Linked DNA regions of Homo sapiens: region 1 is linked to region 2. The links are chromatin loops, found by intact Hi-C in ENCODE. Cell type or tissue: Calu3. All regions are shown on one strand. Links, peaks and the distances in the headings refer to the core of each region. The heading gives the core; the rest is flanking DNA. Region 1 overlaps PRKCE (protein kinase C epsilon). Region 2 has its middle 69 kb from the start of EPAS1.

Region 1 (16,063 bases), core at 2,940-10,939, 160 kb after region 2:
GTGAGTTGTGATCGCACCACTGTGCTCCAGCCTGGGCAACACGGTGAAACCCTGCCTCTAAAAATGTGTGTGTGTGTGTGTGTGTGTGTGTGTGTATGCATAACTGCAAATTCTTACTGCTTAGTTAAGTTAGCTAGTTAAGCCAGCCTGCTGCCGTGAGCCTGTGTCTGCAGAACCTGGAGCTGGGTGCCCACTCTCACCATTTCAGAGGGTCTGTCTATATCAACACCCCAGTATTTGGTTATGGACTTGAGTGGTTCTTTTGTTCTTTGGATAGTTGTCTTCACTTCCCAGTGAGATGTTCAGCTCCTTGAGGAACACACTTATTCTTCCTAGCAATCCCAAGCAATACTAGCTCCAAACTCCATACCTGAGGAGGTGCTCAAACAAAATCTGCTCATCCAACCTTCACTCCAGGGAGCACCATGAGAGGAGGAATTTTTGTGGCTTTAGTTCCTTACTGTAGTCCAGCAACTAGAACTGAGCCAGGCATATAGTGGGTTCCTATTATGTCTGCGTCAAATGCCTGAGTTCTTGAACACCCACCATGGACATGGTTCAGATTGCTAGAAACTCAAAGGTAATCCAGAGTTGGTTTCCCCACATCATTTCTATTGTAAAACCTCATCTTGAGCTATTCTCACTTTAGCCCATTTTGAACTTTAGTTTTAACTTGTTTTCTACTCAACAAAGCTCCATGTTCATGACCCCAAAGCACGATCAACTCTTTTTTTACACATTAAGGGTGTTTTAAAGCAAGGTAAAATTTTCATTTCCCCTCACTCTACTGAGTCTGCATTGTTTCTGACCTCCAAATCTAACACATTTGAGAAGCATGTTTTGATGCAGGGTGAGAACCTCAAGTCATTCTGAGAACTGCTTAATTACGTAAATGAAATCAAAAGAAAGCTGGCAAACCCAGCAGCTACTCATTAATCCCCTCTTGGCATGGGTAGAAAACAAAACAAAACAAAACATCAACTTCCTGGTAAAGTAAGCAAATACGTTTTCTGAGGTAATCAAAGATTTTAAAAGCCTTATTCCACCTCCTCCTCCCTTAATCTCACCTGAATGTCTAAAAAGTTACGGTCTTGTGATAGCAAGTAAAATAATAAAATTAGGAAAGAGATTATGTGTCATGGCCATTTAGGGTAAGAATAGTTCATAATGACCTACTGGCTGGAAGAACCACATCGTGTGTTTGAAATTCCCATTGGGCTCCATTTTCCCAGAGCGTTAATCTTTCCTGTCTTTGAAGAGAAAACTAGGCCTGCCCTGTTTGCCTTTCAAGGTGTGACGGATAGCCAGAGGCTTCTCCTTAGCAGCAGTTAGGTTTCTTTGGACACACAGATTCTCCATCACCTGTCAGCTGTTTATACGTGCAAAGATTTTATAGCTCTTACATCGATTTCACATAAATGACCAACTAAAGACCAGGCTTGGAACAGCCCATACTTGATATGCTGGTGACAGCATGAGCAGTTTCTCCAATGTACCATATAAGGAAATTGTGGGTCCTAACTTCACACTCTGAAACATCTTCTCCCCTCCATGTCTATATCATCTAACCTATCAATTCAACAGGTCTTTCCTGGGGGCCCAGATTTTGGGTAGGTGGCTGGGGGATATAGAAGATGATATAAGCCATGGCTTATGTTTTTCAAGAGCTAGAAACTGAAGACAGGAAATCATGGAAAACAACACAAAATGCTGTATAATTATGTGCTAAACTCTCCTGTATCCAATCAGACTGTGAAGTCTATGCATCTGGATTGTATCTTAGCACCCCCTAGAGAATAATCATCGCTCATCCAGGCTTTATCACTTAGAGAAGATCATTACACAAAACAGTCCTATGGAAAGTCCTATATTTTCTTTTTTTTTTTTTTTTTGAGACAGAGTCTTGCTCTGTCACTCAGGCTGGAGTGCAGTGGCATGATCTCAGCTCACTGCAGTCTCCACCTTCGGGTTCAAGCAATTCTCCTGCCTCAGCCTCCCGGGTAGCTGGGACTACAGGCACACGCCACCACACCTTGCTAATTTTTGTATTTTTAGTAGAGATGCGGTTTCACCATGTTGGCCAGGATGGTTTTGATCTCCTGACCTCGTGATCCACTTGCTTCGGCCTCCCAAAGTGCCGGGATTACAGGCGTGAGCGACCGTGCCCGGCCAGAAACTCCTATATTTTCTATAGTACAACTGGTGTGTGAAACTGACCACTGCTATAGGAATTTGTTTCAGATAAAGCTGAACTGGGGCAAAGACTACACTTGAGTAAAATCTTGAACAATGTGAGTGGGAGGAGGAGAAGGCCTGGCAAATTAGAAGCACAACCTTGAAGGGCAGAGGTAAGCAGAGACGAAAATCACATGTGGGAATGAGGAAGGTAGGTGTGAGCTCAGTAAAAAAACTGTCATTTAGGAAACAGTGCATAGATCCAGGACATAGGTAGGAAGGAGACAGAAAAGTGCTTCTGAGAACATAGGTGGGAAGTAAAGAACCCTAAAATCTTATTTTTTTTTTTTTTCAAGACAGGGTCCTGCTCTGTCACCCAGGCTATAGTGCAGTGGCATGATCATAGCTCACTGCAGCCTTGAACTCCTGGGCTCAAATGACCCTCCCACTTCAGCCTTCTGAGTAGTTGAGACTACACGCATGTGCCACCATGTCCAGCTAATTTTTTTTTTTTTTTTTTTAGAGACAAGAGTCTTGCTATGTTGCCCGGGTTGGTTTTGAACTCCTGACTCCTGGCCTCAAGTGATCCTCCTGCCTCAGCCTCTTATAGTGCTGGGATTGCAGGTATAAGACACCACGTCCGGCCCCTGGAAGTTTCTGGAGTTGTAAAATGGCATCAAGTTGATTTTAAGGAAAACTCTTCTGGAAGCAGAGTTCAAGGTGGATTGGAAGAAGGCAGCCTGAAGTTATTCTCTCTTCCCCATTTCCATTGTCCAAAATGTTTTATTGTCTTTGAAAAAGATAAACAAGCAATCCTCATTCCTCACTACTACACTTCCTTGGTAGAAACACAATAAATATACAGCCACTTTGGAGAACTTCACCAAATCAAATTTATTTCCCCATTTCTGAATGTTAAGCCACAAAGAAAGTACAACCATCATTAGAATAAATGAAAACAGTAAATAATGATGAGTGGGACTTTCCAGCTCTAAAGTAGACAGACTATGTGTGAACTACAGGCAGAGCCTTGTCTAGTCAGTGTCCCAGAACTTCCAACTCTGTATTTCTAGAAGGTCAGTGTGGGTAATAGAAAGAAGGATTTTTTTTTCTTACTGGGGACTTGCCTGTCAATTCATACAGAATGAAAGAGTCTCATCTGAGTAATAATTATTTTTAGTGATGTCAATGTTCCTATGTAATAATAACAAAAATAACCACCTTAATGATGTTTAAAAAGTCATTTTCACATGTTTTCAGCCCTTATTCTACTAGGCCTTCACCCCCTGCTAACTCCCATTGTTCAAAGCCATACACAAGTATGTAATAACCTTCTTGTGGTCTTTCTCCAAATTCAGAGTTATCACAATCAAACTCCTATAGCAAAGGCCAATTCCATCCACACCAGTTGTAAGATGGAATATATAAAATAGGTTTTCACATGATTAGTTCTTTTCTTTTTCCTTTTCTTTCTAAATGCAATGCTGTATATTTATTATTTTCTTTTTTTAAAACTACTTTTTGAGGTCTGGTTGACATACAGAAAGCTGTACATATTTCATGTATACAACTTGATAAGCTTGGAGATGAGTATACACCCATGAAACCATCACCACAATCTATTCCATAAACACATCCATCTCCTCCCAAAGTTCCTGTCCATTCTTTTTATTATTATTATTATTATTTTGGGTGTGCGCGTGCGTGTGTGTGTGTGTGTGTGTGCACGAGAAAGAGACAGAGAGAAAACATAAAATCTGCAGTCTTAGCAAATGTTTAAGTATACAATACAGTATTGTGAAATTGGCACTATGCTGCCCAGCAAATCACTAGGACTTATCATCATCCTTCATAACTGAAACTTTGTGCCTTTTGGTGAACACCTCCCCGATTCCCCCTCCACCAGCCTCTGGAAACCACCAACCTATTCTACTCTCTGCTTCTATGAGTTCGACTATTTTAGATTCATCAGGTGAGTAGTATCACGTAGTATTTATCCTTCTGTGTCTGGGTTATTTCACTTAGCATAATATCCTCCTGTTTCATTCACATTGTTCCAAATTTCTTTCTTTTTTTAAGGTTAAATAATATTCCATTGCCTGTAGACATGGTTCTTTCTTATAATGATTGTCTATAAGCCAGAGAGGGTAGAGTCCATCCCACTTTTGGTAAAAGGGGAGATGCCTTTTTTTTGGAGAAAAGCCTTAATTCAATCACAGTTGGCCAAATGGTAAAAACTCCACTCTATAGTCTGCTGGTTGAGAAAGTAAAAATTTCATTCACATATATCTGATATTTGTTCCCAGTTGCTTAAAACTATGATTATTTGACTTAAACAGGATACCCCAAGTTTAGAGTGACCTAAAGCTGCGCCAAACTGACTCACCCAATAAAACTCAAATAAACATTTCCTGCCTCTAATTAGAGTTGCTTATCCCAGGGAATGACCTCAAATTACCGCCACCCTGTCCCACTCACTTCCATCTGTGTGTGAAAGCCACGGGAAAGAAGAAAAGTTTTGGTCCAATAGATCAGAGAACACTTTCCTTTTCCAGGGGTCATCAACATCTTAGGAAAAAGAAGTTTTTATCACATGATATGACAGCACAAATGGAGCAGCCCCCAGCTAGGCTACATCTCGTTAATGCTGACCACCAGAGCGATCTCCTGCCACGAACAATAGCAGCATCTAAAGTTAAGCAGGAATGGTGTGTTGTTAGTTTCCTCTTTGAAAATGACAGAATCAGGAGGGTTTTAGAAGGGGAACCCAGCCAATAGAAAGCACAGTGGTACTGTTTTGCAGAGACTCTTTCTTTTCCTCCATTGCATGACCAGCATCAATGTCCAGGCTGAATCATCACTTTCCAGTATGCTGGCTTCCTCCTGGTTTCGCCCCACTGGTTGCTTTCTCTATCAATTGCCATTCGTGGGGCATGGCTTCTGGCTACTGTCCTCTGTCCCTGGCTGTTCACCTGGACTTCAGAAAAGCTGGACGGCTTCAGGAACCTTTGCTTCAGGCCTCTACCCAATGCTGTGTCCTGATCATCTTGCAGAAGTTTTACGCTCCAGTCTGCCCATTCTGGCCAAGAGGATGCCTTAGTCAAATCCCTTTTTGATTCTATCAATAATTTATCTATTTATTTAGAGACAGGGCCTCACTCTGTTGCCCAGGCTGGAGTGCAGTGGCTTGATTTTGGCTCACTGCAGCCTTGGCCTCCCAGGCTCAAGCAGTCCTCTCACCTCAGTCTCCTGAGTAGCTGGGACTACAGGTGGATGCGACCATGCCTGCCTAATTTTTCATATTTTTTTGTAGAGAGAGGGTTTTGTTATGTTGCCCAGGCCCAGGCTGGTCTCAAACTCCTAGACTCAAGCAATCTGCCCACCTTGGCCTCCCAAAATGCTGGGATTACAGGTGTGAGCCACCACATCCAGCCAAGAAATAACTTAAATAGAAATCAAACAACAGGTTGCTCACTGGCACCTGTTGCCACCAGTAGCCAGCTGTTTGCGGCCGAAGTTTAGGACCTATGAAATATTTCTTATAAGATTTTTGAGCGGGCCGGGCACGGTGGCTCACGCCTGTAATCCCAGCACTTTGGGAGGCCGAGGTGGGCGGATCACGAGGAGATTAAGACCATCCTGGCTAATACGGTGAAACCCTGTCTGTACTAAAAAATACAAAAAGTTAGCCGGGCGTGGTGGTGCGTGCCTACAGTCCCAGCTACTCGGGAGGCTCAGGCAGGAGAACGGCGTGAAACCAGGAGGCGGAGCTTGCAGTGAGCCGAGATCACGCCACTGCACTCCAGCCTGGGCGACAGGGCGAGACTCCGTCTCAAAACAAGAAAAAGAAAAAGATTTTTGAGCATAGAAATGAAAGTATTCTTGTTCTAATCCAATTTCCCCAACCCAGCCAAAGCCCACATAATGCCTTGCCCTCTACCAATGCTCTTCTTGTGAGCTCAGGCGATTCCCCACGATCTGGTGTAGGGACTGCATGAGACTCTGCCTGTTTCCCACATTTACACCTTCCTGTGTCCCAGGCAGGACATAGGTGGCTAACAGCTGGTGCTCAAAACACCCCTTGTAGATCCCCATCTGTCCAGGCTCAGTGCACGTGCAGCTCAGTAAAGAAGAACTCAAAGCGTCTCCCTGGTCTCCAACCACTGATGCTGGAGCTGGGCCTCACACAGAACCTACGCAGCCCTCGTGGCTGCCACTCTGATTCCAGAAACTCAAGAGTCACCTTATCAGTTCCTGTACCAACAGAAAAAGCAAAACCTACAGAGGTCATGCTGGAGTTCTGATTTCCAGGAGGCTCAAGTACTGAATACTGCAGTAAATAAAACCTGCAGTCCTGGGGTAGGTCAATCCTTGAACCATTTCATTGTGGCTCCTCCTGCTGCTATTGTTGTTGTTGCTGCTGTTTTTTCTATCCGTGTTTTTCTTTTTTTTTTTTTTTTTTTGGTTGTTGTTGTTTGTTTGTTTGTTTGCTTGCTTAATTCTACTTAGAAAGAAATCTCGCTGACTAACCAGGGGATTAGAACATGCCCACATCGATATTAAAATGACCAGCCGATTCAGGGAAAAACAATCAAGGCAACTTTTTTCAATCTCATGTATATAAAACCACCAACCTGTTTACTGACTCCTTCACTTTACAACCAGCTGTCAAGACACAATGATTCTTTTCTTACCCTTTTCTTTCCTAAGAATATGCAAAGTTCTTGTGACTGTTTTAAAGATAAGCAAATCAGGCCAGGAAGCTGACCCCCCAATAAACAGGCACATCAATATTTCCCTTCAATTGTGGGAAGGAACCATAACCTGCTTAGATGGAAATATTTAGGTTGCTCACACTACACAAAGAGAGGGAAAAAAAGCTGCCCCCTCTTACCTTTCCTGCTTGAGTATAGCAGCCAGGACTGATCCTACCTCTAAGAGATGACACGTGAGAGCATCTGTTCAGCTTGCAGACCTGATGATACGTGCATAGCGTGGTCTGTGCAGCAGTTACTCAGGTATCCAGTGAAACAGTATTTCTCCACTTGGAATACTGGAAGGACGGTGTCTCTCTTCCATCCCCAGATGTATTCATTTACCAGGACGTGACTCATGCCTGGTAAATTCAACCACACTGACATTTTCCCTTCCTGATCTGCCACGGAGATTTCTGTCTGCATCAGTTTGGGTCCCTGATTAGTCTCAGAACAGTCTTCAGTTGAAGCAGGACAGAGCCTGGAATGCAGGAAGCAACCGCTCCTGCTGCTCCTGTTGGGTTCTGCTGGTCAGACCACACGGTCAGTGTGGTGTCAGACACTGTGCACTACACTGAACGCTGACTGAGGGCAAACAGGAGGGCGAGGAGAAGCCAGGACCTCCGAGAAGCAGCTGAGGGAAGTGCAACAGCCAGCCCCAGTAAATCCAGTGTTAGAGGAGACTGGCAGTCTGAACTGAATGAATGGGCAAATAAGTATCAGACAAAGGACAAACTGAAGAGAAACTCTTAAAATATTTGAAGGATTTCCACATTGGAAGGAGATTTGGTCTGTGTCACTGCAAAGGGTCAAACTAAGCCCAGTGGGTAGAAGTTACAGCAAGGTTCCTTTGATTACACTAGAAGAAAAACCTCTAGTAACTCCAATCCTCTGTGCAACATCGGACCCGTGCTGCCTTGTTCTACAATGAGTTCCTTCCAACCTGGGGGATGCTGGCCTCGGCTGGATGTTCACTTTTGCAAGGCTGTGAACAGAAATACTCTTTGTTCACTGAGAGGCTGGACCAGATGAGCTGGTGGACGTTTAGAACCCCTTGGTAGCATTTTAAAGCATCCAGATTTCCAGGCCCCTCTATCAGAGCTTCTGATTCTGGGGTGGGCCCTGGGAATGTGCATTTATTTTTGAATTCCCCAGGTACTTCCTACTGATGAGTGGGGTTTGGGAACCAGCAGATTAGGCAGCTGCTGGGGTGCCTTCTAACATGAACATTTGGTGATTCTACTGCATTTTTCTCTGATAATTTCATGTGTTGGTAAATCTAACTAAAGAGTCATTTCTTGGACCAGTGGCTTTTAGTCTTCTATCCCAGCACACTGATGGACAAAGTGCACCCCCATCAAAACCATGGCTTCCTACAAGAGGTATCTCATGGAGTTCCCAGGGCCATGTCTCCTGTATCTGACCATGTCTCTACAATGCCTAACACCATACTGGGCTTATGTGAGCCACTCCAGGAATGCCTAGCATTTAAAGCATTTACTGTTTAGTTGATACTATGCTGTGTTGGGTTTTCATAACTGTAGGGTCATATGAAATCAAATTGAGGACCTGAAGGTCCCGACCGTGTTTAGATAGCTGTGGTTTCACTCCATAATTGCATTTCTTGTCCCACTTGGCTGACTTTTAGTCTTATAGACATGTTGTTGGATTCATATGCATGGCTGCCCAGAACCAAGTAAACCATTTCATGATGGCAAGAAAGCGTGGTTGACATCTCCACTCTGCTAAATCCCCTTTCATGTTCTGACTGCTTTAATAAAGCCGAAATTAAAATGTGCTAATCCGGGGGAAACTGGAAACTTGGAAATAATACACTAACGTAAACATACAACTCAATCCCATGGATTCTGAACACTTGATCACATTGTTTTAAATCTTAAGTGGCACAGCTGGTGGCTGAAGGCACGCTGAAGAGGATTTCCATACCACTTCACTAATACTTTCATTTGATGACAGATAAAGCGTGAAAGGGTTTTTTAAATTATTAAATTCTTTGATCTCCATATTTCCATTCAGATTTACTCTGAACACTGAGCAGTGTGGTGAGATAAACTTATAAATATTTGCTATAATAGCGCGGGGTCTTCTGTGAAGAATTGTTGAACCATTGTTGTGCTGTCGGAGGAAGGTGCTGAATTCCCGCGTGTGTTTAAAATACACGAGCGCAGACTCCAGTCTACACCCTGTAGTCCGCATTAAGCAGGCATAGGTAGCTGTAGGAGTGGAACAAAAGCAGCCTGTGTTTAATCTGTTCACAAATCTTTTGTTCCTAAATACTTGGAAAGGTGGTTAGACCAAGTAAGGGAGAGATTCAGGACTGGGTGGAAGCTTTGATTTAGACTGATGGCTGACAATGCAGATAGGAGGCTGGTCTCTCTAAACACATAAATTCGTTATCTAAACAGAGTGGGTAATGTCACAAATGCCTGGGAACCTAACTGAAACAGTTCATGATTTGACTGTAGTCAGTCCCTGTTTGGGCACTCCTTCCATGGACGTTTTTAAAGTTTCCTATAGCTTTCCTCATCCTTCATTCTCATTGGTGTGGTATAGGGGTCCAAACTTGGCCTTGGAATCCTGACTGCCTGGGTTAAAATCCTAGCTCAGCTGCGTGAACAAGCTGCATGAACTTGGACAAAAGGAAATGCTGGTTTCCCTATTTGTAAAATCGAGATTCAATAGTAGCTACTTCATGGAAAACTAAAATAAGGTGTCTTTATTGTAGCTGCCTACCCCTTAAAAATTGCTCAGGAAAATATTAGTTCTGATTTTTCATTCACTAGTCTTCATTCAGTAGCAGCCTATGGCTCCATGATAAACAAATTTCAAATCAGCTGACTAGTACATATTTATAGAGGACTTCAAAAAGGCTACAATCTCTTTGGAGAGATGAGAAACTCCAATGAAATACGTTAACATTATTCGATGGTATTTTATTATTTGGAAGTTTCCATAGAAGAGTGGAGATTTAGGGGGAAGGTGTCAAAATGAGTAGGGTGTGGGTTTTCTGGGTGCAGGAAAGCCATGAGGACATGGGCATCTCTACGCATTTGGTTTACTTAAGAGAACAGTGATGAGACCTAGCTGTTTGGAGCAAACCATCTCCATCTTGGCCTTTTTGTTTGCTTAGAAAATGATAATCTAAGGCAAATGAGAGGACATAATTAACAAGTAAAGAGTAATCATGGCTATCATTTATTGAGCACCTCCTATATGTCAAATATAAGCTACTTTTCCATTGATGCAAGAATTATGAAAGCAAATGTTAACATCCACATTTGACACAAAGATACAGAGGCTCAGAGGAGTTGACTTGCCCAAGGCCATGGAACTAGTAAGTAGCACAGCCAGAATTTGACCCCGTGTCTGTCCCAAAGCCAGGGGCTCTTTCTGTTACTCCAGGAGTCACCCTCACCATCATTCAATAGAGCTGTCAATAAAATGCCACCTTTGTTTTTGTTTTTGTTTTTTTTTTGAGACGGAGTCTTGCTCTGTCGCTAAGGCTGGAGTGCAGTGGCATGATCTCAGCTCACTGCAACCTCCACCTCCAGGGTTCAAGCGATTCTCCTGCCTCAGCCTCCTGAAAAGCTGGGACTACAGGTGCATGTCACCACACCTGGCTAATTTTTTGTATTTTTAGTAGAGACAGGATTTCACCATGTTGGCCAGGATGGTCTTGATCTCCTGACCTCGTGATCCACCCTCCTTGGCCTCCACAAGTGCTGGGATTACAGGCATGCGCCACCGCGCCCAGCCATAAAATGCCATTTTTTTATACATCAAAAATGAAGGTGCTTGAGGCTAACATTCAAAAATGTGTATTGAGGGTCCACACAGGAAGCCTGTGCTCTGGTTATATTTATAGAGGTGGTCTCAAGTCTCTAGAACACAAAGTCTCTGCTACCTCGTGAAGGAACACAACAGTTCTCCCTGTGACCAAAGGACCCTTGCCTTCTTTAGAGTCAACCTAGAGTCCAGGTGAATACAATGTCATGTCTTTCATACAGTGGGCTGCTTTGTAGCAAACTCCACCATCTGGACGTCACTGTAAATCAGTAAGAGAGAAGAGGTCCTCTGAGCAGGAAAAGAAACACTAGCACCAGGACCCACGTGCTACTCAACAGCAGAAGTGAACACCATGTGTGAATCTGTCGGCTAGGTACCACTTTGTGGTTCTATCAGTAAAATTCAGGTTAGGATTTCAACCTTAAGAAAATTCCATTCTTCCCAGCTTAGGAAATAAGGGAATAGGTGACCGCTAGAATTGCCCCAAAATTGCCAATCTGGAACTATTTAAAGCAGGAATAGCAATCCTAACATCTTATAGCCCTTCTTATAGCCAACTGTTACACCAAAGTTGCCAAGAAAAACTAAAATAAGATTCAAAAATCTTTTTACCAAGACTTTAAAATTTGTGCTAATTTTATTATAACAGTGATGCTATTGCTATGAATGATTATGCAATGATTTAGTTTGGAAATTTTTTCCATCAAAGTGGTATACTGATTTATAAGGGCCCATATAAACTGTGTAACATGGAAACCTGAATTTCCTGATAAGTGCTAGATAAATGAATGGAATCAAAATACAGGAAACTGATTTTTTAAATGGTTAGAAAACATATGAATGACTTTTATGTTCTAAACTCTAAGTACCCTATAGTTGTTCTTATTGTTGATTGGAGTATTTTTTTTTGCAAAGTATATACTTTAAAAAATCCTTACTTACAGAAACATATTTTAGACGCATACCATATCAGAATCCAGAAAAGGCCTACTGACAGCCTTCAGAAACCACTTCAGAGAACAGTCATGTAATTTCAACTTCAATAGTTAGTGACTGGCAATTTGGAGATATTTCACTTTCCAGGTGGTGAGCAACAGGTAAGTGAGAATACAGCAGAGGCTACCACGTAAAAGAAAGTCTCTGAAATGCCCTGGTCTGTCTGCTCACTAGAAGACATGCCACTTCTCCTCTTCAAAGCATCTTCAATGATTCTTCAAAGCATCTCCATTGTCATTTGGAACCAAGCCCCAGTTCTAAGCAGCAGTGCTTTCCACACTTGAGCATGCAGAAGAATCAACTGGACAGTTTTTATAGCATAATTCCTGGACTCCACACCCAAATATTCTGATTCTGCAGGTCTAAGTTGGGACCGGAAATCCTGCATTTCTAAGAGGCTCCCAGGTAATGCAATGCTGCTAGTCTAGGGATCACCCTTGGAGTCACAAGGACCACAGCTCCTGTCGTCTGGTGGTAATCTAAATTTCAATCTGGTATCTCACAAGTCCCTACTTGAGCTGATCTCTTTTAATATCACAACCACTTCTTGCTCTTGGTTACTTCTGAGGCATTTGGGCAACTGCTCCAAGTCTCTCCCGTCTACATGCCAGGCATTTCCTATCCTCCTGCTCATTGGTGATGCCTTTGCAAATGAAGACAGCCCTTGGAGAATTCTTCTGCTTCTGAATTCACGGCAATCCTTAAACTACACATCTGATGATTGATCTTATTCTGTATGTGACAACCTTCTACCATTGCCTTATATTGTTACATCAGAGAGAGTTTTTTAAAGTTGGTATTATTTTTCTACCCTTCTTCAACTGGTCTTTCTCAGTCCTCATGAGTAGGAATTATACCTTGCACCTAATGGTACACCAATAAATAATGACTGATTAATTAGATATATCAATTAATATATTTAATATCATTTTGGTTCTGCTCTGCTATGATTGTCTGAACTACCAAGGTGGGTGAGCACCATTACTCTAGAAAACCTAATTCAACACTGTTTTATTGTCTTGTTTCCCAGGGCAGCTCCTGAAGTCTCTTTCTGAATCCTTTACTGGACCTAACAGAGTAGGCATGCTCGTAAGTTAGATAGCCTATGACTCAAGTGGCTCACCAAAATAGATTATTTTTTTCATCCTGGATACAGACCAGCTAAGGTTTATACTAATTCATGACCCTCTGTTAAGAATCTCAAAGGGAGATTCTACCCACTGATAATGTAAAAGTGCAGACAAACCCCCAGTCTCTCTCTGAACAATGAAAACGAAAGATGTTTCCATTGCCTTCTGACTAATCCCTTCGCGAGTGATATAATCAGTAAGCCAGTAAGGAAACCCTGCCTTCAACGAGAGTATGATGTAAAAAATGTGCATTCTCTTGCAATACTGACCCATGAACAATCTAATGCCAGGAAACCCACAACAAATGCCTGGAATACCGGCATTCCAGATTCACATGACTTTTACTGTACCCCTACCTTGCGTTATATTCTTGGTCTGTAGCGTTAGGAGAGTTAGCTAAGTAGTTATTACCAAGTTGTCTAGCTTGATAAGGATGGGCAAGCCCTCCACTGTAGACCCCCAGGCTCTGCTTTAAACTAACGGGAAGTTTTATGCGTTAATTTCATGAATGCCATTCAATGTTCAGCAGATACATTGTGAGCATCTACTAGATGCAAGCAGCGTTCCTGCAACACATAAAGTGCTCATTCTTCTTTTGCTCAGAACTCTAAGATGTGTCCACCCTTGAAATTACACATGGTGTTTCATTTTGCACCACGTAGGCTGGGCCCAAACCTGAATACGCACCAAACATGTGGAAGAGACGAGAAAGACTGCAGGGAGCAAAGGCCAGGCCACAGCATAAAACTCACTGCCTTCGGCTAACAGGTACTCCTGTCACCTCTGCCTTCCAGGTAGCGCCAAAACTGCCTCTCAGATGTCACCTCAGGCTGTTTATTGTGACTCTGAACCACTACTTTAAGTACCATTCTTTTCCTATTAATCCAAACTGTTTAAATAAAATTATTTTGATGGATGAAGACTCAGTATATATAATGCACGTCATTCATTTGGCACTTGTTCAAATAGGATATGGTGATATCTTGTATAGGACCAGGCTGAACATTTATCTGTAGAAAGGAATGCATTGCTTGGCCAATTAATAGCCAATGCAAAGGTAGATAATGTTTTAAATAATTTAAGAATAGAAAGAAATTTTTGGCACAGCAGTAACAACTACCTATTTAGCAAATGTGCTGGTTAAAATGATCCTTATCTTTTTATCATGTCAGGCTCTTCAGAACTTCTACCTGACAACAATTTTATTAGCCGTTCTAGTTCCTGTCCATGCACAGAAGTAATACAATGTCATCACTTTGAACATATTCCATATTACTCAGATTAACCACCAGTTCAAATGGTTCAAATGAGTTTCCTTTACCACGTATCTATGGAGAAGATAAAACTCTGCCAACTTAGTTAAAAAAGAAGCAATGATAAGAATCATTCTTTGGGGTTGACTTCCCACCACCCCAAAGACACAGCTCACCACAGAACTAACTCTTCTCCTCCTGTCTGTGAAGCCCAGGACATAGTTCCCACGTACTTATAACCAAGGGTCAGCCAGTGACAACAGTTGCCTGTAGCCTAAGAGCACAGCGAGAAACTTCTGTCCTGCTCTGATCATCTAAATGGAAAATTTACGAGATATACAGACAAATCAGTTCACAGACTATGCCCCAAGCACTAGAAATAACTTATTTCTACAATGTATTTGTACAAAATGTTCTGGATAATATAAAGTTGTTAAATGAATATAAGTCTAGGATTCCTAATTGGAGTGGATCGTTCCCTGCCCTCTTCCCCTGGAGATGGGAAAATCAAAAAGCAACAGACAGCCTTAGCCAATTCAACCTCTACCTATCTATTTTCATTCATAAATTCGGAGGGAAAGAAAGGAAGGAAAGAAAGTGAGGTCTCAAAAAAATGAAGTGAGGTAGGTGACTCATTACTTCAACATTTTCTTGGGGGTAACTTTAGCCAAGCCAGTGCTCAAGTAGGTGTATAGGCAGAAATAGGGGGAAAAACAGATACATCAAAACAAAGGAAGTTTATAAATGCTTCCCCTTCACCTGATATTGTACAGGGCCATCTCACCACGCTACAGCCCCTGCAACCCCTCACCACTTCTGTGTCTTTCCTCTAGGTCACAGCCTGCTGCTCCACACTCTGTCATGGGAGATGCCAAGGTTAAAATGACAGTTGGACTGTCAGCATCCAGCTTTTTGGAACGTCTGTTAAATAGTCTTGACGGATGCTGGATCTTTGCAAATGGGTGGTCGGGGACCAATACAGTCTCAGAAGAGGTATTTAAGACAAATTAAACAGCAGTGTTCCCCTGGCCCCATGGGCAAGAGGCAAGAGTGGGTTAGCTTCCCAAGAGACCGTGCCATCAGCTAAAGCATGAATCAACTGATCCATTCTATTTTTTAAACGTTTGCAAACACTTTCCTGGGATCAGTACCATGGCTCAAAGCACCTGTGATCATTTATGGCTTGGAAATATAATAAAGATATTTTAGGATAATTTTTTAATTGGAAAATATTTAAATTCCTTTTTGCCATATGTTTCTGACCTCCAGTGACCTCAGATCTTGATTAGGAAGATAAAGCAAAGACCAACCAGAAGTATGTAATTTTAGAACAGGAAAGTCGATCTGAAAAGTAATTTCTCTAAATTTAGTTACAGTAGCTCTTATCTGAACTGTGGTCCTTACACACCAATAACTTTTGGCTATTCAGATGAGAAGAACAACAAATTTTTTACCAAAATTGTTGTGTTCTTTTTCTGACTCAAGCTTAACCGGACAAATGAGAAGATGGAAGGGCTACTGGTGGAGTCAGAGAAATTCTTTACGTGAAATGACGTCTGCTTTTACTTGTTGGGAAACAGATTATTTTAAGAGAATATTAGAAACTATGACAAACCCCAAAACTGTTTCCCGTCAGAATTCTTGGAGGAATTGCTTAGTTTACCCACAGACACACTCCCTGGCCCCTGAATACTAGATAAACAGCATTCTTTCAAGATACAGGTCTTGAACAGTCATTTTCCCCTTTTCTCTTAATAGCAGGCTTTTAGGTTTAAACTATCCAGAAATTACATTACCACCCATGTCTCCTCCTCCTTTACCTGTTTGCAGAAAAGAAGCTTGGTAAATTATTATCGTATAATCTGTGATGCCAGCGCTGAAGTGTGGAATAATTTAAATATTTTGAAGGGTCGAGGATGTACAGGGTCAAATAACTTAAGAGCATGGC
Region 2 (16,063 bases), core at 2,757-10,756:
TAGAGGCCCACAGACCAACCCACACACAGCATGGCAGGGGGCCCTTTGTTTTGAGGTTGGGGTGGGTTGTCTGTCCTTCTGCCTCATGCTTTGGCACAGCACGTGTCCATGAGAAGCCCAGACCAGTGGTCAGCAAGCCAGGCCCTTGGCCCTGAGCTCCCTTAGGTGAATCAGAGCCCTTCTCCACTACGTGGTGTTCTTCAAGCAATCCCTGGGGCTGAATTTCAAGTCTTTCTTCTCTGCCAAGTCCTTCTCGCATTTTGGTATTATCTGAGCCTCTGAGCTCAGAGGTGTTCACCCTGGGAGGTAGGTCTCATTATCTCCATTGGCAGGGGATGAAGACAGGCCCTGGCCAACCAAGGTCAAGTGACAAGCTAGAAGGCCTTCTCTCTCAAAGGCAGGACATTTCTCCCTGCTCCCTGCTCTCCTTTCTCCCCATACCCATTTCTCCCTAAGACTTGCAGAAATACCCCAAAGACATGAGGGCTAAGTCTATGGTGGCTGGAGAATTCGCAGACAAAGGAGCCAGACACAGCGGTCACCACGGGAGCTGAGAAGAGCAGATGAGGCAGCTCAGGATTGGGAGGGGCACTATGGAGACCAGCCCCTATCAGGTCTGAGCATTCTGGGGTACAAAATCTGATTGGCACCCATGCGCATTAGTTTGTATAAGGCCAGGAGTGAGCTCGGTGCTGGCTATGCCACTGCAGGTGAGACTGAAGTTAGATATAAAGGACTTTCTGTCTCAGAAGCTGAGATGCAATACTCCGTGGATCCAAGAAGAGGAGGCAGCAGCCATGATTCTGAAATGTACTAGGACAGACCAGCTCAGAGGGTGGGACCTGCGGGTGTCATCCACTTCTCTGGGTCTCAAAACCTTTTGGTAGAAATAGTTACAAGTAGCATATGCACAGCACATCGTTGTTTCCAAACTGCTGTCAGCTATAGTTCATTCTTTTTTTCTTTGAGATAGGGGTCTTGCTCTGTTGCCCAGGCTAGAGTGCAGTGGTGCCATCTAGGGTCTCACTCTAACCTTGAGCCCCTAGGCCCAAGTGATCCTCCTGCCTCAGCCTCCCAACTAGCTGGGACCACAGTCATGCAACACCACATTCAGCTAATTTTTTAAATTTTTTGTAGAGATAAGGTCTTGCTATATTGCCCAGGCTGGTCTTGAACTCCTGGACTCAAGCCATCCTCCTGCCTTAGCCTCTCAAAGTGCTGGGATTACAGGTATGAGCCACTGTGCCCGGCCTAAAGTTTATTTTTATCTATTACCGTATTCATCTGGGAGGAAGACTGGTACAGTACACAAGAGCATGAGTTTGCAGTGGCTCCCTAGGGTTAAACACTAACTCTATGGTGTGCTGTTTGAACTGAGGCAAATCTTTTAATTCCTCTGAGCCCATTTTCTCATTTGTAGAATGGGGATAAACAATAGTCCCCATTCCCTTACTTGGGGGTTAAAAGGAAGTTGGTAGCCTAGTACCTGGCACCCAAAGAGAGTTCAGTGTATGTTAGCTATTTGTGTTATGTAATTAATAGATTGATGCCTTGCCTCCATCTACAGAAGAATAAAGTTGGCTGCAAAATGGGCTTTAATCCTCCTAGCATCCCTGGGGGTGACCATCACCTCCACAGTGTATAGCTAAGGAACCTGAGCCTTGGAAAGATCCAGTGCCTTTTCCCAACCACACAGGGCAAACCCAGGACCCCTGCCCAGCCTCCGACTTCAAGTCCTGGGCTCTTTCCCTGGACCTTTTATAAATGCCACTGTCTTGTCATGCAGTCCCTGGTGTAGCCCTGGAGTAGGGATACCTGGAAGAAAGGTGGGAGGAGGTCAGGACCCCTTAGCTTCAGGAGGACTGAGTACCATGTGGCTGTCTCTATACTTAAGTGGCATAGTATGTGATGTCTTGTCTGAAGAAGATCTTTTTTAAATTTTAAACCTTAATACTGGTTTAGGTATACATATATATATGTATATATATATATATAAATATATATAAAAATCAGATACTGATTGAAAACGGAGAGGGTTGAGTAGAAAGGGGTGTGAGGGACATTTTGGGGAGATGAACTATTCTATAACTTGGATGATAGTTGCACCCAAATTGTCAAACATTATCAATTGACATGTACATTTTATTGTATGTTTATCAAATGATATCATTTTAATATAATATCAATTATATAGAAAAAATAGGCCAGATGTAGTGGCACACACCTATAATCCCACCACTTTGGGAGGCTGAGGTGGGCGGATCACTTGAGTTCAGGAGTTTGAAACCAGCCTGGACAACATGGTGAAACCCTGTGTCTACAACAAATACAAAAAATTATCTGGGCATGATGGTGTGTGCCTGTAGTCCCAGCTACTCAGAGGCTGAGGTGAGGGGATCACCTAAGCCCAGGAGGTTGAAGCTGCAGTAAGCCATGATTGCACTTTCCAGTCTGGGAGACAGAGTGAGACCCTGTCTCAAAAAAAAAAAAAAAAAAATTTAAGTTGCAATCCCAGCACTTTGGGAGGCCAAGGAGGGCAGATCACAAGGTCAGGAGTTCAAGACCAGCCTGGCCAACATAGTGAAACCCCATCTCTACTAAAAATACAAAAAATAAATTAGCCTGGCATGGTGGTGGGAGCCTGTAGTTCCAGCTACTTGGGAGGCTGAGGCAGGAGAATTGCTTGAACCTGAGAGGCAGAGGTTGCAGTGCGCTGAGATCGTGCCACTGCACTCCAGCCTGGGTGACAGAGTGAGACTCCATCTCAAAAAAAAAAAAAAAAAAAGTTTAAGCCTGCCTTTGGGGCCTTTTTCAGCTCAATAGGAGGCTGAACTCCTGAACTCCCTCTGCAGCTCTGTGTATGGCAGTCCTGGGGGCTTGTAGGAACCCTGAATGGAGGCTTCATCTGCCATCAGGAGTGTACACCCTTACACACACAAGCACACATATGCACACACACAAAGCCAGATGGAGGGAAACAGAGGAACAGGGCAGAGGAGCTGCAGAACACTAGCAGCTGAGCCCCCAAGGTATATTTGAGTCTCCTGTTTACCCGTAGAGCTGGGCACTATGGAGGGCTCCAGCAGAATGTGAGGTGGGGGTGGGAATGGAGAGGAATGTGTCCTAGGCTGCAGCTGGAGTGAACTGGCCGTCACCCCAACTTCACTGTCCCGGGCCATGTTCCGGGACTCCCCCTCCTGGGAGCCCTCCAGAAACCCTGCTGGGCTGAATTGGCTCTCTGTCTAGGACCAGGGCATTCATCCACGAATTGAGATGCTGGAGCTGAGTCAGAGGATGGGCAAACTTCAAGGACGTGAGGGAGAGCACGCTGGAGCTGTCCACGCCTCCCACCCCACCCAGTCCACAGCAGCAGCCCAGCCACATCCCAGGCTGCCCTGGCAGACCCTCCATGCAGAGCCCTGACCACACAGGTTCCTGGGTGGCCCACCCTGCCCCCACAGCCAGGTGGCCACTGGGACAGAGGCAGGACCCTAGACCTGACTGAGGAGGAGCTGGTGCAGGGTGAAATGGGGGTGGAGGGGCAGTATTTGAGCCCCCAGCATTTAAAAATCCGTTATTAGTGTTTAAAACATTTAAAAGATGCATCTAAGAAAATAGAGAATTAATTTTGGGATCATCTGTTGTGCTGATTTTTCCAGATCATTTATTCATTTATCTAACAAAATATTGAACTGAAAGCCTATTATGCAGGGCTCTGTATTAGGCACTTGGACTCTCTATACAAAGATGTATAAAATAGTCTCCACTTCCATGATGTTTACAGCCCAATTAAGGAGATAGATCAGTAACAACTCACAATAATAACAGAAAGAAGGGGCCCTGTGCAGTGGTTCACGCCTGTAATCCCAGCACTTTCAGGAGGCTGAGGCGGGTGGATCACATGAGGTCAGGAATTCAAGACTAGCCCGACCAAAACGGTGAAACCCCATCTCTACTAAAAATTCAAAGATTAGTCAGGCGTAGTGGTGGGTACCTGTAATCCCAGCTACTTGGGAGGCTGAAGCAGGAGAATTACCTGAACCTGGGAGGTGGAGGTTGCAGTGAGCTGAGATCGAGCCACTGCACTCCAGCCTGGGCAACAGAGGGAGATTACATCTCAATAATAATAATAACAGAAAGAAGGAAATCAGTGCTAACAAAAGGTTATAAGCACTAGCAACACGGGCCCAGAGTGAGGGGTTCATTCTAGCTGGAGGGGTTTAGGGAAGGCTTCCTGGGAGGGAAAGGGAAGGAGGGGCAGCACTTATCTGAGCTTGAAAGCTAAGTGTACCTGGTGAGAGGAATGGCATAAGCAAAGACTGTGTGGGCTCAGCAGCTGGACCTCTGGGGACGGTGCCTTGGAGCCTGGCTGATGAACGGGGTAGGCCAGGTCTTGGAACACCTGCCCATTCACCCCAGAACAAGAAGACCAGCTTCAGAAACCACGTGACCCCACCTCCTAGCTCTCAGTTGATTAGGTCAGCCTGGGTACCTCTGTTTTCCTTTGCGGCCAGGCAAGAACATTCGGCCCAAAGGAATATTGGCACTAATTGGATCAATAGATCCTTCCCCTGGGGGATTGTAAGTGGAGACATAGAAAAAGACAGGTAGCTGGCTGGTGTTGAGAGTAGAAGGAAAAAAGCAAAGAGAGCAGCAGAGGGCTGTGTGTCCTTCTGTGAGAGTAGAGCACAGAGCTGAGGAGGTAACAGGGTGGCCCTACCTCTGAGCCCCTCATCTGTACCCCAGTCTCCACAAGCCCTGACCCTGCTCTTCTCCTTGCTCTTTCTTGGTGGCGCTTCCTGGCCTTTGCCTAGCCACAGTGTTGACTAGGTCTAGCCACACGGTTGACTTCCCTGTGCATCCTCACCTGGCCTCCCCAACTCACTGCAGAAAGCAACTTGGTCTTTACAGTTAGCTCCATAAGGAACCAACGCCTTGAAGGGCAGGCTGGGAGCTGGAGTTCTAGTTCATGGCTAGTGGGATACTTAGAAAATTTCTGAGCCGTTTAGGAATGTCTCTGGCAGCAGAATGGAGAAGGGGATAGAGCAGAGCCAGCCTGGGGTTAGGACAGTGGTCAGGAGGAGCTCCCGGGCCCCAGAGGAGAGGATCTGAAGGGGAATTGGGACAGCAGCTGTGGGGTGTGTCACATAAGAGGAAACCAAATAGCCAATCAACAGGTGAAAAGGTGCTTCACAGGCCCAGTTCTAATATCTGTGAGGCTCAGAGCCCCTAAGTCTAGTGATAGCCCAATTCACATCTTAATATTTCAAAATTATTGAGTTAACAATCATTAAGTAAAGTACATTCTATCCTTCTAATTTTGCAAATACACATTCATTATGACCTGGAAGGCCAGGTTGAAATTCAGAACATTCGGTTCCTGGGAGTTCCATGCCTGAATGTGGTGGTTCAGGAAAAGCAGGTCCCCAGCCCCCAGCCTCCATCCCACCCGCCTTTACTTCCTGTCCCCAGCAACATCCTGTCCTGCAGAGGACCTCACACTCATGCCAGGGGACACTCCAGCTTACATGTCCAAGCTCCACCCTCCCCCCAGCAAACTACTGCCCCATGGCTGCTCTCCAAACTGGAGATGATGGGGATGCTTGTTACCACTTACCCTAAGAAACAGGCCTGGGGGAGCAGCCCATGCAACCTGGTTTGGGAACATCTGGGCAAGGAATTCCAGAGTCCTGAGCACCAGCTTCATCCCTGACTAACTGGATAACTCAACCTCCATGAGCCTCAGTTTGGTCACCTCTAAAGACTCCATAAAATGTCCTCTACTAGGTTACAATATTATGAGGTAAAAACATTACATAACTCTAAGTCCAGATGTTAGCCCAGTGCATTTAACTGGGCTGCGTGCTAACCTGACAGCTTGACCCAGGCTGCGGGATGTCACCAGGTATAGGGGTCAAGCTGAGACAGGGCTGGGCTCCAGTGGAACCCTCCTGCTGCCCTGCTGGGGAAGGGGAGGAAGTGGCTAACCAGCACCAGCCACAGCCCCAGGGCCAGGTGAGCAGGAGCCTTGACTCTGTCCCCTGGGCCTCCTCTGGCCTCAGAGCGATCCCTGCCTTGGCGGGGAGGCCTGCCTGGGCACTCGGAGCTCTGGCACCACCCTGAGTTGGGTAACAGTATTCCTGCCTCGCAGCTGTGTCTGCCCACTGGGCTGGCTTGCAGCTTGGGGAGGCTGGTGTGTGTGCCAGAAACAGGGAGACCTATTTTTGCCCCAGCCACAGGCCCATGGCCAGAAAAAAAGTTAAATAAAGATGATTTTGTTTTTTCTTGGTGTATAGAGTGCAACTCACTTACTTTTTAACAGACAAGATCAAAGGATCTCTTCAGTAAGAATAATGAATCGTAAATGAATGCAGGTCTACAATGAGACCAGCAAAATGGGGAACTAGAAGGGAGGAAAAGGGGAGGGAGAGAGAGTGAGGGAGAGCTGGAGGGAGAAAGACAGGTGGATAGAGACAGGAAAAACTGGAGTGAGAAAGAAAATCCAGTATCAATAAGCATCAATACCCTGAAGGGGTGATGAGAAAGAGAGAGACAGATACCAAGAGAGACAGACGGATGGAAAAAGAACAAAGACTCAGTGGGGTTTTCGGACTGCAGCAAAGGAGGTGGTGAGATGACGCATATTCGGATGTGACTTCATCCTGGTTAACCATTATTCAAGCTCTTCAATTGTTGCACTCTACGAACCCACAGGGAGTCCATTCTCAGTGAACTAACACAAGCAGGCCATAGCAGAGGAAGCTATTCCATTACCACAAGTGCTGTCTCAAGCCAAGGGGGCACATTTACCTGGAACATCCCTGTCATGTCCTTGAATGAGGGCAGGGGAAGGGTTAACCTGCAGCAGACTCTGGTAGACAGCTTCCATCCCACCTAGTGGTGAGGATAATCAGAGAAGGAAAGAAATCTCCTTCCATATAGCTTTTCAGAACAGCAGGGTCCCAGCTCCAGCCAGGGAAGGCTGCGCACCCGGGCCCAGTGAACTTGAACCAATTGTTTCACAAGATGAGATCTGACAAGCACCAGGGAGACAGCCCTACCCCAAAATATCTTTCCCACTGCCTGTCAGGACTTTGGCCTCCATTGCAAGGTAACAACCTCAGTCAGGGTAGGAGTCAGGAAGCCCAGCGGGGAGTCCCCAGCAGAGCTTTCCATGCCCGGATTCCCCATCTTAAGTGGGGATAACATTCCTTTCCTGCTCATTTCCCAGGGCGGTTATGAGAACCAGTTTGTCAATGGATATGCAAGATCATGGCTTGAGTTTGAATCCTGGCTCTGGTATAACTGGCTGGGTGGTGATTCTCGTCCTATGTTCTGCCACCTATAATAAGAAAAAAACAAGGTTGTTGTGATAATGAAGAAAAGTAATGTTTGTAATGATCTGGTACCAGCTGGTGGCCATAGAAATTACTTAGGTATTGGCCAGGCATGGTGGCTAACACTTGTAATCCCAGCACTTTGGGAGGCCTAGGCAGGAGGATCACTTGAGCCCAGGAGTTTGAGACCAGCCTGGGAAACATGATGAGACCCTGTCTCTATTAAAAAAAAAAAAAAAAGCCAGGTGTGGTGGCACACCTGTAGTTCCGCCTATTCTGGAGGCTGAGGTGCAAGGATTGCCTGAGCCCGGGAGGTCAAGGCTGCAGTGAGCTGTGATCATAGCACTGCACTCTAACTTGAGTAAAAGAGTGAGGTTCAAAAAAAATTACTTAGGTACTTTCCCTAAAAGTAAATCTATTTAGCTAAAATTATTGGTATTTCTGTGTATAGAGAACCATCTCACCCTCTGGACCCAAATGCATCTATTCTGGAGGGAAGCACACACCTAACCTGTCATTAACATCTTTTTCAAACATTTTCCAATAGGATAGGTAGCTGAGAGCAAGTTTCTGATGGTCTGCTATCTCACAGCAGAGGTAAGACTTGATAAAGAAAGAGGGGTGAGAAATTGCTCCACAGTTGGGGCACTGCCTGGGTTCCACCCAGCAATCAATCAATTCTCTGCCTGGTAAATTCTCACATGTTCTTGAAGACTCGATCCAGGTGTCACTTGTCAGTGATGCCTTCTCTAGTCAGACATTTTGACTCCTGTGAGTCCCACCAGTCTTTGTCTATAACCATTATATTGTATTTCTCACGTTTTACTGTAATTGCCTCTCCTATCAAACTGTGAGTTCTTTGAGAACGGGGACTGCATCATATTCAATTCTGCCTCACCAGTCCCTGCTTGGTCCAGAAAGGCACTCAAGGTCTACTGAATAAATACCCAGGCGTGTCTCTCTGCTGGGAGGACCAGAAATATTTAACCTGTGAGAGGATACTTCTAGCTATCAAAATAAAAGTTCTTTCATGTGCATGCTTTCACAGATTACAAATTTATATACCTGTTGCCTCATTTGCTTTTCACAGTAGTCCCACAGGGTAGATAGGAAAGGCGCTGTATCCCATACGACAGCTAAGAAGAACTAAGAGAGGCCGAAGGGTTTGCTCAAGGTCACCCACCTACTGAGTAGCCGAGCCAGGACTGGCACCCAGGTGTCTTGAATTCTAGTCCAAGACAAATCTGCTGAAGGCTTGCTGGGTCAGGAAAGTACAGGTCAGTGGGGAATATTATTTTCTAGGTTTTTTCTTTGAGCCAAAGAATTATATAACTTTTAAAGAAAGCTTGTTCTGAAAAAAAAGTCCAATAGGCAAAACATACAAAACATATGACAGCAGACTGTTACATTATTTTGTAAGTTCAAATTTATTACATTTAATCATGATTAAGTTGATCAATGAGAACAGCAAAACTGTTGTAAATCACACAGAAAAATGTAAAGTTCGATGTGCATGACCTCTGCAGCCAAGTGAGCTTTATTATCCAATGCATTTTTATTTGGAATCATAATCATTGTTTAGTTTTACAGCTTGCATTAGGAACAGTAGCTAAGAACTTTCTATTGACCATCCAGTAGGTGCCAGATCATTACAAATGACTTGTCTTCATTTGTCACACATGCAGACTCATAACTATAAATACTATTAACATTTTTTTTTCTGAATTAAGATATCTTGTCCCCTTTTCAACATGAGCACGTGCAGAACAGCCACTCTTAATGATGCACCTAGTAATCTGTGGGAAGAACGTATCATTTGTTTAGCAAGTTCTGTACTGAGAGACGTTTGTATTATTTTCCACTGAGTATCTTCAAACATACTGCATACTTCCATGAGTTTATCTGTAGTATAAAACCCCAGAAGAGGGGTTACTCAAAGAGCAGGTGAATTATACATTTTCATAGATATTCCAAATTAGCCTTCAGTGAAGTCTTTCCCAATTCACACTCTCATATACTGTGTATGAGGCTGCCATTCTGTCCTCACCATTACCAATGACGAGTACATTATTTTTTTATTTGATGCCAATATGTTACAAAATATCATATCACTTTAATTGGCATTTCTTTTATTATGAATGAGATGGAGTATTTTTTCATGTGACTACGGATGATTATATACCTATTTTCTGTGATGTCTATTTATATCCCTTGCGTATTTTTCTCTTTGAATATTAAGGGGGTTTCCACACCGACTACTCCTCCGGTTACCAATGGGTTCCACACTGACTACTCCTCTGGTTACCAATGATCTACATCTTGTCACCTTTAATGAACCATTCTCTGTTCTTATCTTCTTGATTATTCATCAGTGTTCAAAACAACTGACTACTCCCTGCTTTTCCGTTATTTTTCTCAAGTTTAATTGTTTTTGGTTTATTTTGATGAAAATTTATACAAACATAGTTGAAAGAATAGGCCAGTTTTATGAGGTTTATTAAGAAAATTAGCACAAATTTTGCCATACCCTTCATTAATTCCTGCTCCCCAGAGGCAACCAATTTCAGCAACTATAGTTGATTCATTTGGTATTTAATTCCACATCTCTAAATAACATGCTTATATTGCTATTTATTGATTTTTCAGTTCAAGATAGTACCTATTGATTTCCCACTATGGAAAATGAAGATTTAGCTGTCTTTTAATCCCTGGTCTGCACCACCACATACATGCATACTTTTCATTCCTCTGCCCTCTCAGTATAATTATATTATGATTTTTCACTAGATCAGTATTCTGTGTTCACATTTTTATGACTTTGTAAATGCCAGTTGCAGCAGAGATATATAGTAAACTTTGGTTGTGTTACCTTTCCTGCACAGTTTATTGTTTTGTCTGGAATTAATGCTTATTTTTCCATTGCCTTCCTTTTTGAAGAATTTATCACTAAGTTCACTATCTGAAGTAGTTCAACTTTAAACTCTTCCCCACTTGTGTAAATCTCTCAGTGTGTTTAAACACATTAGGTGTTCTATCAATTTAACCTTGAAACAATCTCCTGAATCTTCTGCCCTTTTAAAGTCCGTTCTGTTTGCCCTCTGCACTTGGCACATAGCTGTTGTCTTGGGAAATCCTTTCTTCATCATTCTGGGGATTTCCTTCTCCTCTTCCTTGTATTGAATCCCTTGTTTCCTGAATCCTCTGTTTTCCCAAGGTTTCTGAGAAAGGGTGTGTGGGAGATAATTTTTTTAACTTGCATATCTTAAAGTGTCTTTATTCTACACTAAAACTTAATTGATAGTTTGACTTGGGTATTAAATTATAGGTTTAAAGTAATTTTTCCCAGAATTTTAAATATATTGCTTTAGGATATGTCTTCATTTATTCTATTTGACATTATATATTATGTCTTACAATGTTGCCTTTGAGGAGTATGTAGCTATTTTTTTCTTTATTTCTTTTTAGACATGGGTTCTTTCTGTGTTGCCCAGGCTGGCCTCAAACTCTTAGCCTCAAGTGATCCTCTGCTTCAACCTCCCAAATAGTTGGGACTACATGGGCACACCACTGCATCCACTCCTATGAAGCCATTTTGATTCTAAACATTTGGTATGTGACATCCTTTTTTTCCTTCCTAGAATCTTGTGAAATTTTCTCTTGACTTTCAGTGTTCTGAAATTTCATGCTGTTGTTCGTTGGAGTAGAGTCTATTTTAATCCACCGCAGTAGAAACTTCATGCTCTTCTCATATAGGAAATTTTCTTCTATTATTTCTTTGATTATTTTTGCCCCTTTACAATGATCCTGGCCTCCTGCTATGCATGCTGTTGTGTACTCCCTTTCAACATTAAAAGGGAGGACCTGTGTGACCAGTAGGATATTGTGAAAGTGACAATGGATGACATCAATGGGTAGTCATAAAAGACCTTTCACCTTTTTTCTTGGTCTCTTGGATTACTCTCTCTGGGAAAAGCTAGCTGTCATGTCATGAAGATACTCAAGTGACCCTGTGGAGAGATTCACATAGTGAGAAATTGAGAAAGAACATAAACCTGCTAGTCACATGAGTGTGCTGCCTTGGAGCAAATTCTCCAGCTACAGCCAGTCTTAAGAAGACTGCAGCCCTGGCCAACATCCAGCTGAACCTCATGAGAAACCTTGAGGCAGACCATTCAGCTGAGTCACTCTTGAACTCGTGGCCACAGGAACTGAAAGAGATATAAATGTTTACAATTTTTTAAGCCACTAAGTTTTGAGGTAATTTGTCACCCCAAATAGATCATTAATATATACTCTTTTTCTGTAACCTCTAATTATTGGGTGTTAGATCTCCTGAACTAGATCTCTGATTTTCTAATTGTTTTACTCCTATTTATTATCTCAATGTCTCTTCATTCAATTTTTCTGGAGGTTTCCTCATCTTTATCTTTAAATCCTTCTATTTAAGATCATGATGAAGTAGTCAGCATCAGAATAACCTGCTTGCTACACACACACACACACACACACACACACACACACACACACAGAAAAAACACTAAAATATTAAGAAAAGGTAACAACCAATTTTTTTTTTTTTACTGAAAACATGCATGTCTTTAATTAAAGCAGAGGAATATCACTTTCTTCTGAAAAGCACTGTTCTTTTTTTTAAATTAGACTTTAAGTTCTAGGGTACATGTGCACAACGTGCAGGTTTGTTACATATGTATACATGTGCCATGTTGGTGTGCTGCACCCATTAACTCACCATTTACATTAGGTATATCTCCTATCCCTCCCCCCTCCCCCCACCCCACGACAGGCCCTGGTGTGAGATGTTCCCCATCCTGTGTCCAAGTGTTGTCATTGTTCAATTCCCACCTATGAGTGAGAACATGCGGTGTTTGGTTTTCTGTCCTTGCGATAGTTTGCTGAGAATGATGGTTTCCAGCTTCATCCATGTCCCTACAAAGGACATTAACTCATCCTTTTTTATGGCTGCATAGTATTCCATGGTGTATATGTGCCACATTTTCTTAATCCAGTCTATCACTGATGGACATTTGGGTTGGTTCCAAGTCTTTGCTATTGTGAATAGTGCCGCAATAAACGTGTGCATGTGTCTTTTTTTTTTATGTCTGTCACATCCAGTTTTATTCAACAAGCATTTACAAAACATCTTCAATGTATCAGGCACTACTAGATGCTAGGCATACATAGATGAACAAAACATATCTTGCCTTTAAAACCTCCTCTTGGAGCTCACAGTTTGGTAAGGGAGATAGACTAATTACAGTAGAACATGGAAGGGCAATAATACTATATTATCAGTGTTGTATAGGGTATAAGGTGGTTTCAAAGAGGAAGTGGTTAACTCAGTGAAGGTTTTGAGGAACAGTCAAGTTTTGTGGGTTTTTTTTTAATTAAACATTTTGTTTTAAGATAATTGTAGAATCACATGCATTGCAAGAAGTAATACAGAGAGATTCCATATACCGTTTGCATAGTTTCCCCAGTGGTAACATTTTACAAACATATAGTACAATATCACAACCAGAATATTGACATTCATACGGTCAAGATACAGAACACTTCCATCGCCACAACGATCCCTCCTGTTGCCTTTTTTGCACAGTATTCCCCCAACCCTATCCACACCTTCACTTTCTGCAGTTTAACTTATCCATGGTCAACCACAGTCTGAAAACTTTATGCATTTTGAGAGAGAAAGAGACCACAATTGCATAACTTTTATGGTCTTTATAGCAACGTGATTTATAATCCTTTGGGTATATACCCAGTAATGGGATGGCTGGGTCAAATGGTATTTTCTAGTTCTAGATCCTTGAGGAATCGCCACACTGTCTTCCACAAGGGTTGAACTAGTTTACAGTCCCTCCGACAGTGTAAAAGTGTTCCTATTTCTCCACATCCTCTCCAGCACCTGTTGTTTCCTGACTTTTTAATGATCGCCATTCTAACTGGTGTGAGATGGTATCTCATTGTGGTTTTGATTTTCATTTCCCTGATGGCCATTGATGATGAGCATTTTTTCATGTGCCTATTGGCTGCATAAATGTCTTCTTTTGAGAAGTGTCTGTTCATATCCTTCACTACTTTTTCGTGGAGTTGTTTGATTTTTTCTTGTAAATTTGTTTAAGTTCTTTGTGGATTCTGGATATTAGCCCTTTGTCAGATGGGTAGATTGTAAAAATTTTCTCCCATTTTGTATGTTGCCTGTTCACTCTGATAGTAGTTTCTTTTGCTGTGCAGAAGCTCTTTAGATTAATCAGATCCATTTGTCAATTTTGGCTTTTGTTGCCATTGCTTTTTGTGTTTTAGTCATGAAGTCCTTGCCCATGCCTATGTCCTGAATGGTATTGCCTAGGTTTTCTTCTAGGGTTTTTATGGTTTTAGGTCTAACATGTAAGTCTTTAATCCATCTTGAATTAATTTTTGTATAAGGTGTAAGGAAGGGATCCTGTTTCAGCTTTCTACATATGGCTAGCCAGTTTTCCCAGCACCATTTATTAAATAGGGAATCCTTTCCCCATTGCTTGTTTTTGTCAGGTTTGTCAAAGATCAGATGGTTGTAGATGTGTGGTATTATTTCTGAGGGCTCTGTTCTGTTCCATTGGTCTATATCTCTGTTTTGGTGCCAGTACCATGCTGTTTTGGTTACTGTAGCCTTGTAGTATAGTTTGAAGTCAGGTAGTGTGATGCCTCCAGCTTTGTTCTTTTGGCTTAGGATTGTCTTGGCAATGTGGGCTCTTTTTTGGTTCCATATAAACTTTAAAGTTTTTTCCAATTCTGTGAAGAAAGTCATTTGTAGCTTGATGGGGAGGGCATTGAATCTATAAATTACCTTGGGCAGTATGGCCATTTTCACGATATTGATTCTTCCTACCCATGAGCATGGAATGTTCTTCCATTTGTTTGTGTCCTTTCTTATTTCCCTGAGCAGTGGTTTGTAGTTCTCCTTGAAGAGGTCCTTCACATCCCTTGTAAGTTGGATTCCTAGGTATTTTATTCTCTTTGAAGCAATTGTGAATGGGAGTTCACTCATGATTTGGCTCTCCTTTTGTTGGTTGTTGGTGTATAAGAATGCTTGTGATTTTTGCACATTGATTTTGTATCCTGAGACTTTGCTGAAGTTGCTTATCAGCTTAAGGAGATTTTGGGCTGAGACTAAGGGGTTTTCTAAAAATACAATCATGTCATCTGCAAACAGGGACAATTTGACTTCGTCTTTTCCTAATTGAATACCCTTTATTTCTTTCTCCTGCCTGATTGCCCTGGCCAGAACTTCCAAAACTAAGTTGAATAGGAGTGGTGAGAGAGGGCATCCCTGTCTCGTGCCAGTTTTCAAAGGGAATGCTTCCAGCTTTTGCCCATTCAGTATGATATTGGCTGTGGGTTTGTCATAAATAGCTCTTATTATTTTGAGATATGTACTATCTATACCTAGTTTATTGAGAGTTTTTAGCATGAAGGGCTGTTGAATTTTGTCGAAGGCCTTTTCTGCATCTATTGAGATAATCATGTGGTTTTTGTCTTCGGTTCTGTTTATATGATGGATTACGTTTATTGATTTGCATATGTTGAACTAGCCTTGCATCCCAGGGATGAAGCCAACTTGAACATGGTGGATAAGCTTTTAGATGTGCTGCTGGATTCAGTTTGCCAGTATTTTATTGAGGATTTTTGCATTGATGTTCATCAGGGATATTGGTCTAAAATTCTTTTTTGTTGTGTCTCTGCCAGGCTTTGGTATCAGGATGATGCTGGTCTCATAAAATGAGTTAGGGAGGATTCCCTCTTTTTCTATTGATTGGAATAGTTTCAGAAGGAATGGTACCAGCTCCTCTTTGTACCTCTGGTAGAATTCAGCTGAGAATTTGTCTGGTCCTGGACTTTTTTTTGGTTCGTAGGCTATTAATTATTGCCTCAATTTCAGAGCCTGTCATTGGTCTATTCAGGGATTCAACTTCTTCCTAGTTTAGTCTTGGGAGGGTGTATGTGTCCAGGAATTTATCCATTTCTTCTAGATTTTCTAGTTTATTTGCGTAGAGGCGTTTGTAGTATTCTCTGATGGTAGTTTGTTTTTCTGTGGGATTGGTGGTGATATCCCCTTTATCATTTTTTATTGCGTCTGTTTGATTCTTCTCTCTTTTCTTCTTTATTAGTCTTGCTTGCGGTCTATCAATTTTGTTGATCCTTTAAAAAACCAGCTCCTGGATTCATTAATTTTTTGAAGGGGTTTTTGTGTCTCTATTTCCTTCAGTTCTGCTCTGATTTTAGTTATTTCTTGCCTTCTGCTAGCTTTTGAATGTGTTTGCTCTTGCTTCTCTAGTTCTTTTAATTGTGATGTTAGGGTGTCAGTTTTAGATCTTTCCTCCTTTCTCTTGTGGGCATTTAGTGCTATAAATTTCCCTCTACACAACTGCTTTAAATGTGTCCCAGAGATTCTGGTATGTTGTGTCTTTGTTCTCATTGGTTTCAAAGAACATCTTTATTTCTGCCTTCATTTCGTTATGTACCCAGTAGTCATTCAGGAGCAGATTGTTCAGTTTCCATTGTTCAGTTTCCATGTAGTTGAGCAGTTTTGAGTGAGTTTCTTAATCCTGAGTTCTAGTTTGATTGCACTGTGGTCTGAGAGACAGTTTGTTATAATTTCTGTTCTTTTACATTTGCTGAAGAGTGCTTTACTTCCAGCTATGTTGTCAATTTTCGAATAAGTGCAA

Evidence for each region. A loop is a pair of places that touch in the nucleus more often than their neighbours do. Peaks named below come from ENCODE experiments on the same cell type or tissue, not always from the same donor. Only the 100,000 strongest peaks of a DNase experiment are listed, where the experiment ranks them.
Region 1: it touches region 2 in a loop (2.5-fold over the local background); 6 of 110 quality-filtered maps call a loop at or near these places.

What each region holds. Positions count from the first base shown.
Region 1 is chr2:46,065,005-46,081,067 of GRCh38, reverse strand. The region is part of intron 10 of PRKCE (protein kinase C epsilon); the gene reads right to left. Among named protein-coding and RNA genes, the nearest start is that of EPAS1, 220 kb to the left of the region's middle. RefSeq lists an enhancer at 12,555-13,754. In Calu3, for the core only: no CTCF peak of the experiment used is centred there; a DNase peak (open chromatin) is centred at 7,437.
Region 2 is chr2:46,220,318-46,236,380 of GRCh38, reverse strand. No RefSeq gene overlaps it. Among named protein-coding and RNA genes, the nearest start is that of EPAS1, 69 kb to the left of the region's middle. RefSeq lists enhancers at 5,832-5,921, 6,497-7,481. In Calu3, for the core only: no CTCF peak of the experiment used is centred there; DNase peaks (open chromatin) are centred at 6,090 and 6,680.